Regions from separate parts of the Homo sapiens genome. Here regions 1 and 3 are each linked to region 2. Evidence: chromatin contacts called from ENCODE Hi-C or POLR2A ChIA-PET data. All regions are on one chromosome and are shown on one strand. Each heading gives the region's core, a stretch centred on a gene start or an enhancer-like site at or near the end of the contact. The rest is flanking DNA. Distances are from core to core; before and after follow the strand shown.

Region 1 (4,062 bases), core at 271-2,770, 77 kb before region 2:
CTGAGATGAGATAGTGGTTATCTATCAAACTCAGATATTTAAGCATAAAATGAATTTGTGGTTTTTTTTTTAAACAAAGGCAGAATCATATGCAAAATCACTAGAAAGGTGATAATTTGATGAAATTATTAAATATTTAATTTTGCTGAATAAAATGTCATATGTGCCACATGGACTGTGAACTTTGGTCGAGCCTTTGTGCCTAACCTGGTCTGATGCTCTGTCTAGGGCCTGGCCTCTGGATGGAAAATTATGAGCTTATCTCCACAGGGCCAGCAGCAGCAGTAGTCAGCTCTGTGGCTTAGATCATCTTTCCCGCATACCTGAGGCTTGTTTCCCTGATTCCAATTCTTCCAAGTGAGGGTTTTGTTGTCTAATTACTGCCCAGGAATTTCATATTTTTCCCTTTGCAAAAGCAATAATTTCCCCGCCACCTTTTCTAGGTCAGTTCTTTAGTAGATGTACCCCCCAAGATAAACATTCCTGGGATCTTTGTTTGCACAGGTAAAACATCAACCCTGAAATGTAGAAAACAGGAAAGTTTGTTTTTCAGTTTCAGTGAAAACGCTGAGCAAGTGTTGTAATTTGCTGTGTCCAATGTGTAGAGGGGACATTTTCTCAGAACTTCCATGTTAAGCTGGAAAACTGGAAAGTGAGTCCACTTTGTCATTCTGTCACTCACTCCTTTTCTCACTCAACAACATGCCTCAGACTTATCTAAATCTGCTAGACTAAAAGAGGTCCCTGATGTCTGTAACTTCCTAATTCTGCTAGAATTCTAGAGCGAGCTGATGAAATAAATGAAAAGGATGATGAACAGAGATAAAAGACTGTGCATTCCCTTCTGACACTCACTCTCTTTCCCTCAGCCTCAGTTTCCCCATGTGCCCCTGGAGGTGATCATTCAAGGATTTATGAGATTTTAGAGACAATACATGAAAAAGCAAAAAGGCATCAGAAAGACAAGGAGTTACCTAGTTTACACACAATGATAAGTCATTCAGTATCTACAGCACTTTGAGAAAATTCAAGAGTGATTTTAAATTTCCCATTTCAAATACCTCCTCTGTTTTCTCTCCTTTCCCTTATGATGTCTCCAAATAAGATTCCTCTAACTGCCAGCAAGTCTGATTTCATTGGATTCAACTGTTTTCAGCCCCAATTAGACGCAGGGTTAAGTATATTTGAAATATTAATCAAGGGAAGCATTTCCAAGATGGCCGAATAGGAACAGCTCTAGTCTGCAGCTCCCAGCAAGATTGAGGCAGAAGATAGGTGACTTCTGCATTTCCAACTGAGTCTTAGCAACAGGCAGACCAGGAGATACCCTCCCGTGCCTCGATCGGCAGGTGCCACACCCACGGAGACTTGCTCACTGCTAGTGCAGCAGTCTGAGATCCACCTGATATGCTGCAGCTTGATAGAGGAGGGGTATCAGCCATTGCTGAGGCTTGAGTAGCTTACTGTGTAAACAAAGAGGCCTGGAAGCACGAAGTGGGTGGAGCCCACCGCAGCTCAGCAAGGCCTACTGCCTCTGTAGATTCCACTTCTGGGGGCAGGGCAGAGTAGAACAAAACACAGGAGACAGACAGCCTCTGCAGACTTAAACGTCCCTGTCTGACAGCTCTGAAGAGAGCAGTGGTTCTCTCAGCACGGTATTCGAGCTCTGAGAACGGATAGACTGCCTCCTCAAATGTGTTCCTGACCCCCCTGTAGCCTGACTGGGAACCACTTTCCAGTAGAGGCCGACAGACACTTCAAACATGCGGGTGCCCCTCTGGGATGAAGCTTCCAGAGGAAGGATGAGGCAGAAATATTTGCTGTTCTGCAGCCTCTGCAGGTAATACCCAGGCAAACAGGGTCTGAAGAGGACCTCCAGCAAACTCCAAAAGACCTGCAGCTGAGGAGTCTGACTGTTAGAAGAAAAACTAACAGACAGAAATAGCATCAACATCAACAAAAAGGACATCCACACCAAAACCCCATTTGTAGGTCACCAACATCAGAGACCAAAGATAGATAAAACCATAAAGATGGGAAGAAACCAGAGCAAAACAGCTGAAAATTCCAAAAAACAGAGCATCTCTTCTCCTCCGAAAGATCACAGCTCCTCACCAGCAAGGGAACAAAACTGGACAGAGAATGAGTTTGATGAGTTGACAGAAGTAGTCTTCAGAAGGTCGGTATTAGCAAACTTATCCGAGCTAAAGGAGCATGTTCTAACCCATCACAAGATAGCTAACAACCTTGGAAAAAGGTTACATGAATGGCTAACTAAAATAAACAGTGTCAAGAAGACCTTAAATGACCTGACAGCTCAAAACCATGGTACAAGAACTTCGTGATGCATGCACAAGCTTCAATAGCCGATTCGATCAACTGTAAGAAAGGATATCAGTGATCAAAGATCAAACTAATGAAATAAAGCAAGAAGACAAGATTAGAGAAAAAAAAGTGAAAAGAAATGAACAAAGCCTCCAAGAAATATGGGACTATGTGAAAAGACCAAATCTACATTTGACAGGTGTATCAGAAAGGGACAGGGAGAATGGAACCAAGTCAGAAAACACTCTTCAGGATATTATCCAAGAGAACTTCCCCAAACTAGCAAAGCAGGCCAACATTCAAATTCAGGAAATACAGAGAACACCACAAAGATACTCCTCAAAAAGAGCAACCCCAAGACACATAATTATCAGATTCACCAAGGTTGAAATGAAGGAAAAAATGTTAAGGGCAGCCAGAGAGAAAGGTCGGCTTCCCCACAAAGGGAAGTCCACCAGACTAACAGCAGATCTCTCAGCAGAAACCCTACAAAACAGAAGAGATTGGGGGTCAATATTCAACATACTTAGGGAAAAGAATTTTCAACCCAAAATTTCTTATCCAGCCAAACTAAGCTTCATAAGTGAAGGAGAAATAAAATACTTTACAGACAAGCAAATGCTGAGAGATTTTGTCACCACCAGGCCTGCCTTACAAGAGCTCCTGAAGGAAGCACTAAACATGGAAAGAAAGAACTGCTACCAGACACTGCAAAAACATGCCAAATGGTAAAGACCATCGATGCTATGAAGAAACTGCATCAATTAATGGGCAAAATAACCAGCTAACATCATAATTGCAGGATCAAATTCACACATATCAATATTAACCTTAAATGTAAATGGGCTAAATGCCCCAATTAAAAGACACAGACTGATGAACTGGATAAAGAGTGAAGACCCATTGGTGTGCTGTGTTCAGGAGACCCACCTCACATGCAAAGACACACATAGGCTCAAAATAAGAGGATGGAGGAAGATCTACTAAGCAAACAGAAAGCAAAAAAAAGCAGGGGTTGCAATCCTATTCTCTGATAAAATAGACTTTAAACCAACAAAGATCAAAAAAGACAAAGAAGGCCACTACATAATGATAAAGGGATCAATTCAACAAGAAGAGCTAACTATCCTAAATATATATGCACCCAATACAGGAGCACCCAGATTCATAAAGCAGTCCTTAGAGACCTATAAAGAGACTTAGACTCCACACAATAATAATGAGAGGCTTTAACACCCCATTGTCAATATTAGACAGATCAATGAGACAGAAGGTTTATTTTATTTTATTATTATTTAAGTTTTAGGGTACATGTGCACAATGTGCAGGTTTGTTACATATGTATACATGTGCCATGTTGGTGTGCCACACCCATTAACTCGTCATTTAGCATTAGGTATATCTCCTAATGCTATCCCTACCCCCTCCCCCTACCCCACAACAGTCCCCGGAGTGTGATGTTCCCCTTCCTGTGTCCATGTGTTCTCATTGTTCAATTCCAACCTTTGAGTGAGTACATGCGGTGTTTGGTTTTTTGTCCTTGCGATAGTTTGCTGAGAATGATGGTTTCCACCTTCATCCATGTCCCTACAAAGGACATGAACTCTTCATTTTTTATGGCTGCATAGTATTCCATGGTGTATATGTGCCACATTTTCTTAATCCAGTCTATCGTTGTTGGACATTTGGGTTGGTTCCAAGTCTTTGCTATTGTGAATAGTGCCACAATAAACATAA
Region 2 (4,228 bases), core at 780-3,279:
ATACCAGGCTGACTCAAGGATGAGAATGAGTCAGTCATTCTAAGAGCATTCCAGGCAAAAGCCCTGAGGCTAAGAAATTACTCTGGGTGTCCAAGAACAAGCCATATCCCAGTGTGGCTTCAGCAGTGACGAGCAGAGCTGCACCAGAAGAGGTGGCAGAGGCAGACAGAAACCAGATCACCCAGAGCCTGCGCCACAGAAAGAATTATGAACTTTATTCTTATTTCTTACTTTAGCGAGGAACTACATGTTTTATAAAAGTCATTCTGCCTGTGTGTTGACAGGGAATAGGCTAGAGGTGGCAAGAGGGAAATGGCACTTACAGTGATTCAAGCAGATGATAAGGGCTTAGATCAGGGTGGTGGCAAAGAGTCAGACAAAATCAAGACGTATTTTGGAGATTAAAACCAACAAACTTGCTGATGGCTTAGATGTGATGGTGCGCTCAACCTGAAAAAGACAATGGAGCAACATATATACCATTATGACAAATGACCTAAAGATTTCTAACTTGTACAGGCTTTACTCTTTAGAAAGCATGTGAACACATATTTCATCTAATACTTAAAACACTTCTGTAGGATGAGTGCTACTCCTCCTACTTCTCAGAAGAAAAAAAAGAGACTAGATGATAACTGCCTCCCAAAATACATGGTACAGATTGAAAAAAAAATGTGAAGTCAAAAAGAGAGAAAACTAATCTAAGTCCAAGTACTCAAGGAAAAGAAGAGGCTTGAAGTAGACTGGAGAATGAGTCCTATTTACCTCCAAGTGGATTATGCGGAAGACCTAGACTGGGAAGACAGACTTGGAAGTCCAAAGCACCAGGGGAAGGAGATCCTGCTTGTCAGAAAACGGAAAGATCACCTGACTGGAGCAGAGAATGGGCAGCTGGCAGGAGGCACACCCCAAAGCTTCTGCTAAATATTCTATTGTGAGTTTGTGTATTTATCTACCCCCACTTAAACCAAGTTTATATTTTCAGTCTATTCATTGACTCTGCAACATTGAGATTTCTCTTTCATTCCTTTCTAGCTATTGCATTGGTTCACTCCACTAGTGCATTTAATGCACTACAGTGCAAATGTTTACCCATGTGTCTCCCTCTAACAGATTCCCTGGAGGCAAGAAAGATCCTCATTCATCTTTTATCTCTGCCATTTGACAAATAGAAATTGCCCCATTGCTATTCTTTATCTCCCCCCACCCATTGTGACTCTTTTGTTTTGTTTCTGAGACAGGATCTCAGGGTTTTATCACCCCAGCTGGAGACCAGTGGTGCGATCACTGCAGCCTTTGCCTCCTAGGATCAAGCGATCCTCCCACCTCAGCCTCCCGAGTAGCTGGGACTACTGGCGAGTGCCACCATGACCAGCTAATTATTTATTTTTGTAGAGACAGGGTCTCCCCATGTTGCCCAGGCTGGAGTGCAGCGGCATGAATGTAAGTCAGTGCAACCTTGAACTCCTGGGCTCAGGCGATCCTCCTGCCTCAGCCTCCCGAGTAGCTGGGACCTCAGGCGCGTGCCACCACGCCCGGCTACTTTTCAATTTTTGTAGAGACAGGGTCTCGCTATGTTGACCAGGCTGGCTCATCACTATTCTTTAAATAAGTGTCCTATGTGATTACTTTCACTTTGCACAGAGTTCTGCTTTGGTTCAAGATCTCTTCGGGTTCGTGGCCAGCCCTGCACTAAGCCAAGCCTGGCAGAGCGGGATCAGCCTCGCTCCTACCTGAGCCTACAGCGCGGCGGCCCCTCAGCGTCCAGACCCGCAGGGCCTCGGGGCCGCTGAAGGCAGCTCCTGAGAGACTTGCCGCCCTCAGCCGGGGCTGAGCGGAGGGAGACGGGCTCTACTGCAACCCCGCTGCCGCCGAGCCCCGTAGCGGCACCAAAACCCGTCCCCGCGCCCGTTTACCACTTCGCCCGCCACCCGCTGCGGCCCTGAAGAGGCTCTCACCCGCCGCGGCCCTGAAGGGCCTCTCACCCGCTAGGGTCGCCAGTGCTATCCGCGGTCCGGAAGTGAGCTGCGGACGCTGTTAGACAGGTGCGTAAGGAAAGACTCGCTTCCGTGTCCTCTCTAGGATGCTCGGAGGTCTCGGCGGATGCGTCTCGATGGTTGCTGATCCCAGCCTGCTGTTCCGAACCCGGCGAGGCGAAGACCACCAGGGCTTCCCCAGGATTGACTGCCCAGCTCGAGGCGCTCTGTGGCTAGGCCCCTTCCACTTCCGTGCCATTTCACCTGCTTGCCCTCCGTGGAAAGGACTCGGTGCATCGCCAGATACACTACTGGACACAGCACCTGCCCCAAGGGGCTTTAGAGTCCAGTCGGTCAATGCGCGACTATTCCGGCTGCGAGGGCCTTGCGCGAGGCGTAGGGGCAGAGGAGATAGGGGGCGCACTGGATCTAACCGGCTCACTTAAGAGGCTCCTGACCCCGGGTAGTGTGCGTGCGTGTGTGTATGTGTAGTCAGGGAAGGCTTCCTGGAGGAGCCAGCATCGGAGCTGTTTTTTGTGGGGGGTTTTTGTTTGTTTGTTTGTTTGTGTTTTTTGAGAAAGAGAGAGAGAAGTCTTGTTCTGTCTCCCAGGATGGAGTGCAGTGGTGAGATCATAGCTCACTGCAACCTCGAAGCCCTGAGTTCAAGCAATCCTCCCACCTCAGTCTCCTGGGTAGCTGGGACTTTTTTTCAATTTTTTGCAGAGAGGGGGATCTCTCTATGTTGCCCAATCTGGTCTCCAACTTCTGGACTCAAGCGATCTTCCCCCCTTGGCCTCCCAAAGTGCTAGGACTGCAGGCGCAAGCCACCGCGTCCAGCCTGAAGGCAGTCTGTCTCAACTGGGTGGCCCAGTGTTACTCCAGAATCCACTCAGGAAACAGGAAACCCTCTTGTCTTACTCTTCTCCAGCACTTTGCAAAGTGTCTGGTACAATATTTGCTAAAAATATACACTTATAGAGTAAATGAACTCCTAGAATATAACATAGGTGTTAGACCATCTCACTTTATCCTCCATGTCTCTGTCCCACTTTCATATTTTTCTTGTCTGCCCATATTTGACTTGGGTTTATGTCTTCACCTTTTTATTAATAATCCACTTTTCAGCTGTTTCTAATGTGCTACAAAATCCACAGTTGTTGTTTTTTTGTTTTGTTTTGTTTTGTTTTTTAAGAGACGAGGTCTTGCTGTGTCACCTAGGCTGGAGTACAGCGGTGCTATCATAGCTCACTACAGCTTCCAACTCCTGGGTTCAAGCAATCCACCTCAGCTTCCCAAATAGCTGGGACTACAGGCATGAGCCACCACACCCAGCTAATCTTTAAAAAATGTTTTGTAAGGACAGGGTCTCACTATGTTGCCCAGGCTAGTCTTAAACTCCTGGGCTCGAGCAATCCTCCCCACTTGGCCACCCATATTTTTGTTTTAATTAATATATTTTTTCCATTTCTAGAATTTCTATTTGATTTTTTCCAAATATTCTAGATCGATCTTTTAAAAGAATTTACCGATATGTTTAAGCTTTTCTTTGTACATAGTAAATATAGTTGAGCCTGATAATTCTGAGATCTGAAGTCCCCTCAGATATCTTTCTGTGATCTGCTATTTCCACTGTTTTTGATGGTGCCACTTCCACCAGCAGTACCTAACAGCATCCATTTCCCATATCTCATCATCTCTGCCATTATCCAGCTTTAATTTTTGCCAATTGACAGGTGAAGTAAATGTTACCTCATTTTTTAATTTGCATGTTCTTCATTATAAGTGAGGTCAGTCATTATTCCTACTTTCATTAACTTCTTGCCTTCCCTTTTCTGTGAACGGACTTTTCTTTGTGTTTCTATTAAGCTGTTTATCTCTTTCTTATTGATTTATGAGTTCTGGGGACATTATATAATGTCCCTAGAGCATTAAATAATGTCCCCAGGACATTAATTGGGGGCATTCCTCAAACATACCTTCCTCGAACATACCACAGTACCTTGTTTCCTTGTGTGACAGGCTGCTCATTTTCCTTGGAAACATTTTTGTGAAATTTCTTTGAGTTCCAGGATAAAGTGAATTTATCTAGAGAGGGTTGATATTGTTTTTCTTCCATGTAAATTTTTTTCTTGTCAGCATCACCAGTCCAAGGTCATTGTAAACCAAATTTATAATTTGAGGATTTTTGAACCATGCTATAATAGTAATATGAATTTGGGCTGCAAATATTGAGGGGTGATTTGTGGTTGCAA
Region 3 (3,804 bases), core at 918-3,417, 120 kb before region 2:
ATCTCAACCAATTTCTGGTTGCAGCCTTGAGTCTTACTATTTGCCATAGTGATGCTTAGCAAGGAATGGCAGGTGCACCAGAGCAGCAGAGGACCTAATATCTCCCTTCCTGTTAACTTTTTATAATATTTTATTGTGATCAGTATCAGTTGGGAAGCTACTTGCAGTCACTGAGCCTCAGTTTCTACATCTGTAAACTGGGGATAGTAGCATGGCCCTATTTAATGTGCTCAGCGAAGCCACTGAAAGGAGACAGAAATGTACCAGAATTCCCTGGACTTTTATCCTACTTCTCCTGGGGATTGTCACCCACCTACCCGTGTCTGTCCTTTGTTGCTTTGACGCTGTCACTTCTTTTCTTAGGTACCTCTCTGTAGGGCTCCATTATTCCAGGGATTCCAGAGTTACAGCACATGCATACCTCCATCCAAGCATGTTTATTTGTCTCCTGCTTCACTAGGCTGTCCCCAAGGAACATGTGGCTCCCGGCACATACCTGGCACAACACTGCACATGACATTCACCCACTTGGCCTTGAATCTGACAAGGAATCTGGCATGATGTTCACCTGCTGAGGCCAGGTGCCGAGCAGCCCTGGAGGCTTAGGGGCCAGAGGGATGGGAAAAGGTGTCTTTCTGGGGTGAGTATCAGTTTCTGCAGGAGTGCTGAACCTGAGAAAGAATAAAGAGAGAAGGAAGTGAACAAGCACAGCTTAAACATCATCTGTTTCTACTGAGTTTTAACAACTCTGAGATTTTGTTTGTCATGGAATCCATTTCTCAGGCCAAGCAGACACAGAACTTGGGTGTGAGTGATGATAATGAGCTGATATAATTTTCACACCCTCATCACTGAGATCTCTCCCATCAGGAATGGGTCACAGGGCTCACAGGTGGCAGCAACTGTTATTACAGGCCTCATCTCTACCAGCTCCTGGCACCTGCTCTCCTCCCATTAGAAAATCCTCCACTTGTCAAAAAGGAAGCCATTTGCTTTGAATTCCAATTCCACCCTCAAGAGGCTGGGACCACCTCATTGGAGTCCTTGATGCTGTGTGACCTGCAGTGACCACTGCCCCATTGTTGCTGGCTGAGGTGGTTTGGGTCAACCTGGCCATCTGGGCAGCTGTTCTCTTCTCTTCTTTCTCCCCTACTGTTTCCAGACATGCAGTATTTCCAGAGAGAAGGGGCCACTCTTTGGCAAAGAACCTGTCTAACTTTCTATCTACGGCAGGACTTTTGAAAGCTACAGAGGAAGAAGCACAAATTGATGCTATTCCACTAAGCCATCAGCTCCATCTCATCCATGCCATGTCTCTTTTTTAGGGGTCCTCTTGCCAACAGAATCACAGAGGACAAATCTGAAAGTGCAGAGACAGCAGCTGAGGCACAGCCAAGAGCTCTGGCTGTATTAATGACCTAAGAAGATGGAGTGGTCACCAGAAAGTCAGAGGAAGTGACACACAGGGGCCCAGCAATCTCAGCCAAGTCAACTCCACCAGCCTTTCTGGTCCCCACTGTGTGTACAGCACCCTGATAGGGACCAGAGCCATGAGAGTGAGTAAGACCAGACTATGCCCTTGAGGAGCTCACCTCTGCTAAGGGAAACAGGCCTGGAAACACACAATGGTGGTAAAGAGGAAAGAAGACAATAGAACTGCATGAAGGGGATGGAAAGTGCCCAGGGGAGGAAATGGTTACTTCTGTGTGAGGGGGTTGGTGAGGAAAGACTCTAAGAGAAGGCTCTGTCTGGCTGGGTATGAAAGGATGTGTAGGAGTCTTCTAGGGGGCACAGGCACACTCCAGGCATAGGTAAAGATCTGTAGGCATGGCTTGTTGGGATGAGTTTCAAGTATTCTGGAATGAGGACAGCCATAGAGACAAGAGGAGAGTTAATAGATTTTATGCCAATGGCTCCACTTGAGTTTGTGATAAGAACCCAGAACCCTTGGACTCCCCAGTAACATTGATTGAGTTGTGTATGATTCTACATAGAATATTAACTCAATGGAGGTCAGTGAGTGGTGTGTGTGTGATTATTTGCCAACTGCCGAGGTGGAGAAGCCTCTTCCGACTGCAGGCAGAGCACGGGGGCCCTGCTACTGGCTGCAGCTCCAGCCCTGCCTCCTTCTCCAGCATATAAACAATCCAACAGCCTCACTGAATCACTGCTGTGCAGGGCAGGAAAGCTCCACACACACAGCCCAGCAAACAGCAGCACGCTGCTGAAAAAAAGACTCAGAGGAGAGAGATAAGGAAGGAAAGTAGTGATGGATCTCATCCCAAACTTGGCCGTGGAAACCTGGCTTCTCCTGGCTGTCAGCCTGATACTCCTCTATCTGTGAGTAACTGTTCAGGCTCCTCTTCTCTGTTTCCTTGGACTTGGGGTGCTAATCAGGCCTCTCTTTCCCTTATCTGTTTTGAATAGCAAAAAGGATGTTCAGGCTGGCCGTGGTGGCTCACACCTGTCATCCCAGAACTTTGGGATGCTGAGCAGGTGGACTGCCTGAGGTCAGGAGTTCAAGACCAGCCTGGCTAATATGGTGAAACCCCATCTCTACTAAAATTACAAAAATTAGCTGGGCATGGTAGTGCATAACTGTAGTCCCAGCTACTTGGGTGGCTGAGGCAGGAGAATTGCTTGAACCTGGGAGGCGGAGGTTGCAGTGAACTGAGATCATGCCACTGCACTCCAGCCTGGGTAACAGAGTGAGATTCCATCTCAAAAAAAAAAAAAGAGAAAAAAAAGAAAAAAAAAGATTTTCAAGGAGAAGTAGCTTAAGTGTTGGATGCTACAAACATATAGAGGTTATGATGGATGTTTTGCAGATCTATAAAGGAATAAATAAGCATCTCCCCCATTCATCTTTAGTGGAAAGAAGGGTTTAGGGACAGCATTGATTGAGGATAATCTAATAGACAATGGTTTGTACCCAGCTTACCAAACCAGAATTTGGATTTTACATTTTTCCCTTTAAGTTGCAGGAGAAGAGGGTGAATCTTCTCACCAGTGAGATCCTGGCATCCTAGAGCAGGTGGAGAGAAGAGTCACTCCCTACTGTGTGTACTGGAGGCTTCCCGCCTGTCACATTTTACTTCTAACTCAATTTCACAGTTATTAAGAGTAAGGAATCATGGTCACATGGAAACAGAAAATACAAACCTCGTTTTAATTCTTTCACAGAAAAGTTAGCAATTCAGTGAGTTGTGGTAACATAGTTTCCATCTACTGGCAATTTAACATGAATTGGTGTGGCTTAAATTCATCCTTTTTAAAGCCAGATTTTTTTGGAGATAGACTATTTCCAGCATGTTCCTTCTGAGTGATAAAAGAGGGCTATTAGTTCAGTATTTGTGACAATAAATGTGTATAAGATAACCTCACCTTTCCAGAATAATGTCAGGAATATGAGTCTAATGTACAAATATATATCTCTAGGACAAGACTGCATATGTCTTTTTAAAAATACTTTCCCAAGAGTTTATTTTAATACCCCCATTTCAAATACACCTGCTTAGCAGGTTATCCTAAACTCTCAGGGCTAGAAAGTAAGCAAGACTGTGAGCCAGTGATGATAGCAAAAGCATCCAGGTAGGATCAAGATGAAGTGAGAAAATATTCCTTACCCCTCAGGGTAGAACTCCAAATAGATATTCATGGGTCCTGGCCCCCTAGTGGAGGTCACTTGAAGGACAAACATGTTGGCATCTCATCTGCTTGAAGCCTGGACACAAGGGCACCATCAGTGTCACTCTGTGTGTGGCTGGCCATGTTGTGGGGCTGTCACTACAGATTCTGGCAGTC

What was found. Hi-C counts contacts between places; a loop is a spot of excess contacts on that map. ChIA-PET counts read pairs that join two places held with the same protein, here RNA polymerase II (POLR2A). Pooled maps may share reads with other maps.
Region 1: POLR2A ChIA-PET joins it to region 2 with 26 read pairs in HepG2. The contact joins the enhancer-like site here to the promoter of ZSCAN25 in region 2. POLR2A ChIA-PET finds 5 or more read pairs at or near these places in 7 of 52 experiments (CD4-positive, alpha-beta T cell, CD8-positive, alpha-beta T cell, Caco-2 and 3 more).
Region 3: a loop to region 2 is called in a pooled map, with 2.7 times the contacts of the local background. The contact joins the promoter of CYP3A7 here to the promoter of ZSCAN25 in region 2. A Hi-C loop is called at or near these places in 1 of 168 maps with a recorded cell type or tissue (mammary epithelial cell) and 2 of 50 pooled maps. POLR2A ChIA-PET finds 5 or more read pairs at or near these places in 2 of 52 experiments (MCF 10A and activated naive CD4-positive, alpha-beta T cell).

What each region holds. Positions count from the first base shown.
Region 1 is chr7:99,690,994-99,695,055 of GRCh38, reverse strand. The region is part of intron 14 of CYP3A7-CYP3A51P (CYP3A7-CYP3A51P readthrough); the gene reads left to right. It also overlaps a transcript of ZSCAN25 not described here and the pseudogene CYP3A51P. Among named protein-coding and RNA genes, the nearest start is that of CYP3A5, 13 kb to the right of the region's middle. Within about 2 kb of position 1,520, at least 5 of the 41 ENCODE cell types and tissues checked have a DNase peak (open chromatin) inside an H3K27ac peak, as active enhancers do.
Region 2 is chr7:99,614,747-99,618,974 of GRCh38, reverse strand. ZSCAN25 (zinc finger and SCAN domain containing 25) reads right to left here and starts at 2,029. Exons shown (of 8, transcript NM_145115.3): 1 at 1,959-2,029; 2 at 324-450. RefSeq lists enhancers at 1,994-2,313, 1,904-2,883.
Region 3 is chr7:99,733,559-99,737,362 of GRCh38, reverse strand. It overlaps CYP3A7 (cytochrome P450 family 3 subfamily A member 7), which reads left to right and starts at 2,167. Exons shown (of 13, transcript NM_000765.5): 1 at 2,167-2,340. The coding sequence starts at 2,270. CYP3A7-CYP3A51P (CYP3A7-CYP3A51P readthrough) reads left to right here and starts at 2,167. Exons shown (of 15, transcript NM_001256497.3): 1 at 2,167-2,340. The coding sequence starts at 2,270. It also overlaps a transcript of ZSCAN25 not described here. RefSeq lists enhancers at 699-710, 1-1,007, 1,992-2,022 and promoters at 2,028-2,270, 1-2,270.